2 separate regions of the Homo sapiens genome follow, and region 2 is linked to region 1. A link is a contact called in ENCODE Hi-C or POLR2A ChIA-PET data. All regions are on one chromosome and are shown on one strand. Each heading gives the region's core, a stretch centred on a gene start or an enhancer-like site at or near the end of the contact. The rest is flanking DNA. Distances are from core to core; before and after follow the strand shown.

Region 1 (3,997 bases), core at 634-3,133:
GCAAAACAAAACTGATTAATCTGTGGGAAGGGTTTACGAATAACCACAGAGTTAATTTTGCCACTTTTCTGTAGATTTAAAATTTTCCAAGACAAATATTAGGGGAGAAAAAGTATCTCAGGAAAGTTTTTAAAACTTAAATAGAACTTTTTAATTTCTACAAACTTTTAAAAATATTTTAGAGAGTGTGTTTTGCTACATTGCCCAGGCTGATCTCAAACTCCTGGGCTCAAGCAATCCTCCCATCTCAGCCTCTGGAATAGCTGGGATTACAGAGGCAAGCCGCTGCACTAGCTTAGTTTCTACAAACTTTTTAGACTGGTTTTCAAAGCCCTTGGAATGTATTTCAACTGATTGGTCCAACCTCCTTACTCTTCTTTTAGAACCCTATGCTCTAACTAAATTGTATCTTTATCTGACCAAATCTTACCTCAATGATTTTTGAAAATTACTTTCTCTAAGATGCCTTTTTTGAGTCTTCCAAAATCATGTGATCTCTCACTACTTTGTCTACAGCACTTTTAGTTCTATTGAGATATATCATATCCTACGATTTGTTACAGTCATTGTATATTTTTCTTATACAAAACAACAGAGATAATGCATATTAGACTGTATATTAATATGTATTGTATATTAAATGTATATTGATATGTATATTAGATATGTATACTTACCTATTGAATAACACTGTCTTTAACAATCATTGTAGGTTACAACCAGGCACTCCCTAAGAACTTGGAATTAAGAGAACAAATGTCTCCTGAGAACTAAGGGGCAAGATTAATGTATGTATAGTGGAAATGGGTGAGATGGGCAGTAATTGGAAGGGGAGAGGCTCCCAGTTCTCCCTTGCACAAGCTGCTCCCTCTGTCTGCAACCTCCATCCCCCTTAACCCCTTCAGGTCTCATGTCAGGGGTTGCATCTTGAGGGAAGCCTTCTCTGATCTCCCTGCTAGGTCAAATCCCCCATTATGACATCTAGACCTCTCCTTAGCACTTATCACATTATATTTAACATTGATATGTGCAATTAACTACTGTCTGCTTCCTTTACCAGACCATACGCTCCATGACTGAAGGAACTGGTACTGTTTTTATTTATCACTGTCATCTCAGTACCTAGCACAGTGCCTGGAATATAGTAGGTTCTAGAATTTCTGGAATGAATGAACGAATTAAAAAAGAAAATGTATATCTAGAGGAGGAAGGGTTGGTGAGCCATCGAGGCAAAAAATTAAAAAAAGCAAAAGCAAAGCTTCCAAGCACTCTTAAAGAGAAAAATAAGCTAAACTGTACTCTCTATTGAATTCTACAATTATATTTCCCATTTATACTACTTACACACACATGCACACGCATTTATTTATTTAGCCCTTTCCCATCAGTAATTATTACACTTCTGCCCCTTGTCAAATCACTCCATTCCCGCACAGCAATGGTGGGCAGGGCCTCCTTTTGCTTTTACTCATCTTTGTTTCCCCAGGAGTTTCTAATTTCCCTTAAATGATGTGTATCAGGATGGTTGCTCTGGACTTCCCACGACCCTCAACTCTTCTAAGAAAATGTGGCTTTGAATTCCCCATACAAAAATTATGTATTTTCCCCCGAAGAGTTATGTTTGTATGTGTAGAGCGCCCCCAAAGAGATAAATCTTGGCTTCAGCGAGTCACATTCCTGCCTTGTGGTTTCCATTTTCAGTCTGTCTGTGTCACAGCCCCGGACAGAAGCCACTGAGGGGAGAGGTGGACCTCCTCAATCTCCTGCTTCCTCAGTAAGAGTTTTCCTCTGGACAGTACTTAGGCATTTTCTCAGGCTCCCCGCCAGAGAGCGCCGCCAGGTCCTCGGAACCACCTCGCGCACTTTAGCTGGGCGCGCGACCCGCGCAACCAGTGAGAACCCCGCTCCCGCCCTAGGCTTTCTGTGGTGGAAAAAGCGCGCGCGCGGACGAGCAGGTTAGGCGATAGAGGTCACGTGGGCCAGCTGTGGCCAATGGGGAGCGCACATGGCGACGCGGCCGGCGGCGGCGCGCGCGTAGCTCGCCTCGGGCTCCTGGCGGGAGCGGGAGTTAGGGAGGCCGGGTTCCCGAATTACACACACCAGCGTTATTTATTCTATCAGTCTTTGGTTACTCTATCTGGCGTTCTCGACGCCGTAATAACAAGTTCGTGCCCCCTCACACCGCCCCCTCATTCCGCACATCCCTCATTTCTTCAGTGGTATCATAAAGATGAAGGGGAGAAACGCGCTGCTGCCTGAACAGAAAGGCAACCCAGGTGTCCTGGGCCAGAAGTGGGAGGACATGGGAGACAGCACTTTATTGGAAGATCCCTGGTTTCTAATTGTTTGGCAGGCGTTGAAAGCACATTGGTGGCCCACCAGACTACCAGTCACTAATGAGATTTGACATATAACTCGCGTATGGTAAAACGGGAGTTCTAGGCATGAAAACAAGCATGTACGTTAGCTAGTGGGTTGTTAACTCTAAATCAAGGGCAGCAGCGTTAGTAACTTCACCTGCCTCTTCTTTTGAAGTGAAACTGTAATTAGGAAAGCATTTGAGGCAAAAGTAGCAACGCCCACAGAACGCCTCGGAAGACAGCGATCAGCTTCACAAGGAATCTGAGGATCAGGAGGTAGAGTGTGAAAACATACTGGAAAGAGTTTACAATAAAACATAAAATCTTAGAATAGTGGCGACGATTGCACAACGTTGTGAGTATACTAAAACCCTCTGTCCGTACACTTTAAAAGGGTGAACTTTATGTTAAGTGAATTACGTCTCTTAAAAAAAATTACAAGTTCCTAGAAGGTGTTCATAGGTGACACAATCTCAGACTTTGGGGAATAATTGTTGTTGACAACGGAATTAACAAATGAAGATTCAGGCGGAGCGCGGTGGCTCACGCCTGTAATCCCAGCACTTTGGGAGACCGAGGCGGGCAGATCACGAGGTCAGGAGATCAAGACCATCCTGGCTAACACGGTGAAACCCCGTCTCTACTAAAAATACAAAAATGAGCCGGGCGTGGTGGCGGGCGCCTGTAGTCCCAGCTACTCGGGAGGCTGAGGCAGGAGAATGGCGTGAACCTGGGAGGCGGAGCTACAGTGAGCCGAGATCGCGCCACTGCACTCCAGCCTGGGTGACAGTGCGAGACTCCGTCTCAAAAAAACAAAAACAAATACAAAAACAGATGAAGATTCAAAATTTCAGTCAATTCAGTGCTTTCTAAAAAATGGATACCAGGCCGGTCGCGGTGGCTCACACCTGTAATCCCAGTACTTTGGGAGGCCGAGGCGGGCGGATGACTTGAGGTCAGGAGTCCAGCCTGGCCAACACGGTGAAACCCCCGGCTCTACTAAAAATACAAAAATTAGCCGGGCATGCAGTGAACCGAGACTGTACCACTGCACTCCAACCTGGGCGACAAAGTGAGACTCTATCTCAAAAAAAAAATCTGGTGTGGTGGCAAGCAACTATCAGGATGCTTGAAATTTCCCTTTCTCAAGTGGCATGTAATTCTTTTAAAATTAGATATTAGGTTGAAGTTAATGTTCATAATCCCTCTCAGGTATCTAGCATATTTTTTATCTAAAAGCCTAAAACCTCATAAATTTACCTAACACTGTCCTTTAATGCTCTTCAAAACATAAAACTTTAATTTTCCAGCATTCTGGGGCATTTAGGAATCACACATTTTTGCAAAGCAAAATTCCAAATGTATCTTTCCTTCATGTTCTCTCCTCTAGTGGCAAAATCGAGAAGAAATCTAATCTGAATGTTCCCTACCTTAACAATACTGACACTGTCAGGTCCAATTTAAAGACTAATTTTTATTAAAAGATAAATTTGATCTATTTTAGCCCATTTGGGATTACCTTAATTGGTCGTCACAGCAATGATTCAGGGCTAATGGAAACTAAAGAGATTTAGTACCATGAAGCAAAGTCACTTTTAGATTTTTGCCACCTAAGAACTGGGATGAATAGATTTTCT
Region 2 (3,997 bases), core at 510-3,009, 190 kb after region 1:
CTTATTTTAAGAAATTGCCACAGCCACTCCAGCCTTCAGCGACCACAATCCTGATCAGTCAGCAGCCATCAACACTGAGGGAAGACCCTCCACCAGCAAGGTTATGTGGCTGAAGGCTTATATGATTGTAAGCATTCCTGGGCTTAAGTGATCCTCCTGCCTCAGCCTCCTGAATAGCTGGGACTACAGGCCCACACAACTATGCCTGGCTAATTTTTTTTTTTTTTTTTTTGAGACAGAGTCTCATTCTGTCACCCAGGCTGGAGTGCAGTGGTGCGATCTTGGCTCACTGCAACCTCTGCCTCCTGGATTCAAGTGATTCTCCTGCCTCAGCCTCCCGAGTGGCTGGGATTATAGGCAGCCACCACCATGCCCTGCTAATTTTTGTATTTTTAGTAGAAATAGGGTTTCACCATGTTGGCCAGGCTGGTCTCGAACTCCTGACCTCAGGTAATCCGCCTGCCTCGGCCTTCCAAAGTGTTGGGATTACAGGCGTGAGCCACTGCGTCTGGCCTGTATTTTTTTAGAGATGAGATCTTACCATGTTGCCCAGACTGGTCTCAAACTCTTGGGCTCAAGCCATCCACTTGTTTCGGCCTCTCAAAGTGCTGGGATTACAGGCATGAGCCACCATGCCCAGCCCCTGTACATTTTTAAATACATAATGCTTTTGCACACTTACAGTACAATGTAAACATAACTTTTATATACACTGGGAAACAAATTGTGTGACCTGCTTTATTGACATGGTCTGGAACTGAACCCATATATATCTGAGGTATGTCTATATGTGAAATGTGCACATAATGTTTTCTTGTGCTAAGTTCCCCAGCTTTTGAATTTTTATTTTTTTTTTAGATGGAATCTCCATCACCTGGGCTGGAGTGCAATGGCGCGATCTTGGCTCGCTGCAACCTCTGCCTCCTGGGTTCCAGTGATTCTCCAGCCTCAGCCTCCCGAGTAGCTGAGATTACAGGCACCTGCCACCAAGCCTAGCTAATTTTTTTTGTATTTTTAGTAGAGACGGGGTTTCACCATGTTGGCCAGGCTGATCTTGAACTCCTGACCTCAGGTGATTTCACCTGCCTCAGCTTCCCAAAGTGCTGGGATTACAGGCGTGAGCCACCGTGCCCAGCCAGGTTTCGAAAAATTTAAAGCACTTTTTATATTTTATACCTGTAATGGATTCAGTCCTGTGGGCATGGGCAATTCTTTGTGTGCCAGACATTTAATATCTCTGTCCTCTTCACCCTACAGCCAGTTAACCTCCCTGGCCAGTGTGACAGTCATTAAAAAAAAAAAAAATTGGCTGGGCGCACTGGCTCATGCCTGTAATCTCAGCACTTGGGCTGAGAGGCAGAGGTGGGAGGATTGCTTGAGCTCAGGAGTCAGTCTGGGCAACATAGCAAGACCTTGTCTCTACTAAAAATAAAAAATTAGCCGGGTGTGGTAGCACGTGCCTGTTGTCCCAGCTACTCTGGAGGCTGAGGTGAGAGGATCGCTTGAGTCTGAGAAATTGAGGTTGCAGTGAGCCGTGATTGCATCACTGCGCTCCAGCCTGGGGGACAGGAGTCTAAAAAAAAAAAAAAAGAAAAAAAAATGCCCAGCTACCCACTAGGAGGCAGTACTGCACCATCGAGAATGGGCCAGACTTTTTGCCTGAGGTTGCACATCTCTTCAGGGAATTGAGTCTGCACTGACTTTTCCACCATGACAATAATAACACATTAACAAAGATAATCATAACAGTAATTACTGATCCTTGAGCTTTATGTATCAGCATTTTGCTAAACATTTTACATATACATACTACCTACTCACTTAAACCTAACCACTTGAGGGAGGCTCTGTTACCCTATTTTGAAACCAAGGCTTAGATCCAAGACCCATGTTAAGTGCTTTGTGAGGAAGGGGTTTTACTGAAGTGCTGAAAGAATGGGATTTGGATAGGAAGTTGGATATATGAAGAGCCAAGTGCATAAAAACAAAGGCAGGAAACTAAAAGGTTCCATGTTGACAGGTTTAAAACCCTATGAATTTGTTCAGAGCTTTAGAATGGTAGGTAGACTAGTAGAATGTCAGAGCTACAGGGACCTTAGAGATTATCAGGGATGGTGATTTCCTTTTTCTTTTTCTTTTTTTTTTTTTTTTTTTGAGACTGAGTCTCACTTTATTTCCCAGGCTGAAGTAGAGTGATGTGATCTCGGCTCACTGCAACCTCCGCCTCCCGGGTTCAAGCAATTCTCGTGCCTCAGCCTCCTGAATAACTGGGATTATGGGCGCCTGCCACCACGCCTGGCTAATTTTTATTTTTTATTTATTTATTTTTTTTGAGACGGAGTCTTGCTCTGTCGCCCAGGTTGGAGTGCAGTGGCGCGATCTCAGCTCACTGCAAGCTCTGTCTCCCGGGTTCACGCCATTCTCCTGCTTCAGCCTCCTGAGTAGCTGGGACTACAGGCATCCGCCACCACGCCCGGCTAATTTTTTGTATTTTTAGTAGAGATGGGGTTTCACCGTGTTAGCCAGGATGGTCTCGATCTCCTTGACCTTATGATCTGCCTGCCTTGGCCTCCCAAAGTGCTGGAATTACAAGCGTGAGCCACTGCGCCCGGCCAATTTTTGCTTTTTTAGTACAGACAGGGTTTCACCATGTTGGCCAGGCTGGTCGGGAACTCCTGACCTCAGGTGATCTGCCTGTCTCGGCCTCCTAAAGTGTTGGGATTACAGGCGTGAGCCACCATGCCCAGCCAGGGATGGTGATTTTCAAACTTTAAACATAGTTAAAGTTTTTGGAATGAAATCTTATGTAGAATACAGAAAACAGCTAAAAATGGTATAGCTATAAAAAGTATAGGTTCTAATAATATTGGCTCATAAAGACAAGAGAAATCCAATTTCCTTCTGTTATTTTGGTTGAATAGAGAAGTGCAAATGGTAACATTTTTTAACACTTTATTTTGCAATCCCCGAGGTGACAGGATAGGAAGGTCCATCCCATAAACAACCTAGAAGCACAGACGTCAGAAGAACATCACCCCAACATGTTTATAGGCATTTGGTTGAATAGGTTTTATGTGGGGGAAAAAACAGAAAACTTAAAAATTGTTAGACCTGTATATATTTTCAACTCAACCAAGTGCCTGTGAGCCCTCTGCAGCCATAGTGGGAAAAGTCCTTATACTGCCCACACCTTCATGCTACAGATGAAGAGCCTGAGGCCCAGGGAGGAGGAGGGGGTGGCTGAGACTCAGGGAGCCTAGGGGGGCCATCTCCAGGGGCTCGGCCTCCTGCCACCCCATCCGGTGCCCTTTCTGAGTGACCAGTCATGACATCTGGTATGGCAGTGTGCTGGAGCCTGGCTGTTCAACCCCTCACCCTGAGAGGGCTCTGGCCACTTGCCCATCTCCCTGGCAGATAAAGCCTCAGACAGATGGCAAACAGTACTTGGCTCCAGGAATCAATTCAGGTCTGATTCACCAGTGGTTTGTGCCCGAGCCAGCGCCACAGGCTGTCTCCTTTCCCCTGTTCTATCACTCACTACCCTCACTGTGGCCAGGTTGGGACTCTTGAGCAACAGGCAGATACCTGTGATCTTGAGAATTGCACTGACTCTTTTGAGGGTTTTCCAGGCCACAGCAGGACTTGTCTGCCTCATTCCTCTGGGCAGCTCAGAGCATTACCCCATCAGCTGCAGTTTCAGTATCAGGGTGGGGCAGTGGTGTGGGGTGGGGCACCGTGTTACTAGGACTAGCCCTGTTGGCTGCAGACACATTGGCAACAGGTGGTGGCTCAGGGGCACAGAACAGGTGGACTACACATCTCCAGGATGAAGTGTCATTTATTGGCATTTGCCTTTTGAAAGAAGCAATCTACTTATAAATGGCAGGACCCTTTTTATTTTCTTTTTTGAGAAAAGCATTTTATTAAATCCATATTTGGAGATATGTTTTAGCAAAGTATAATTAGCATTTTTTGTTTAGAGGATGAATTGTGTTGC

Evidence for each region. Hi-C counts contacts between places; a loop is a spot of excess contacts on that map. ChIA-PET counts read pairs that join two places held with the same protein, here RNA polymerase II (POLR2A). Pooled maps may share reads with other maps.
Region 2: a loop to region 1 is called in a map of endothelial cell of umbilical vein, with 15 times the contacts of the local background. The contact joins two enhancer-like sites. A Hi-C loop is called at or near these places in 5 of 168 maps with a recorded cell type or tissue (CD8-positive, alpha-beta T cell, Caco-2, MCF 10A and 2 more), 1 of 37 single-sample maps with no recorded cell type and 12 of 50 pooled maps. POLR2A ChIA-PET finds 5 or more read pairs at or near these places in 24 of 52 experiments (BJ, CD4-positive, alpha-beta T cell, CD4-positive, alpha-beta memory T cell and 19 more).

What each region holds. Positions count from the first base shown.
Region 1 is chr6:36,421,473-36,425,469 of GRCh38, forward strand. All of the region lies in intron 3 of PXT1 (peroxisomal testis enriched protein 1), which reads right to left. Among named protein-coding and RNA genes, the nearest start is that of PXT1, 19 kb to the right of the region's middle. Within about 2 kb of position 1,884, at least 30 of the 41 ENCODE cell types and tissues checked have a DNase peak (open chromatin) inside an H3K27ac peak, as active enhancers do.
Region 2 is chr6:36,613,717-36,617,713 of GRCh38, forward strand. No RefSeq gene overlaps it. Among named protein-coding and RNA genes, the nearest start is that of MIR3925, 6.8 kb to the right of the region's middle. RefSeq lists an enhancer at 1,349-1,398. Within about 2 kb of position 1,760, at least 8 of the 41 ENCODE cell types and tissues checked have a DNase peak (open chromatin) inside an H3K27ac peak, as active enhancers do.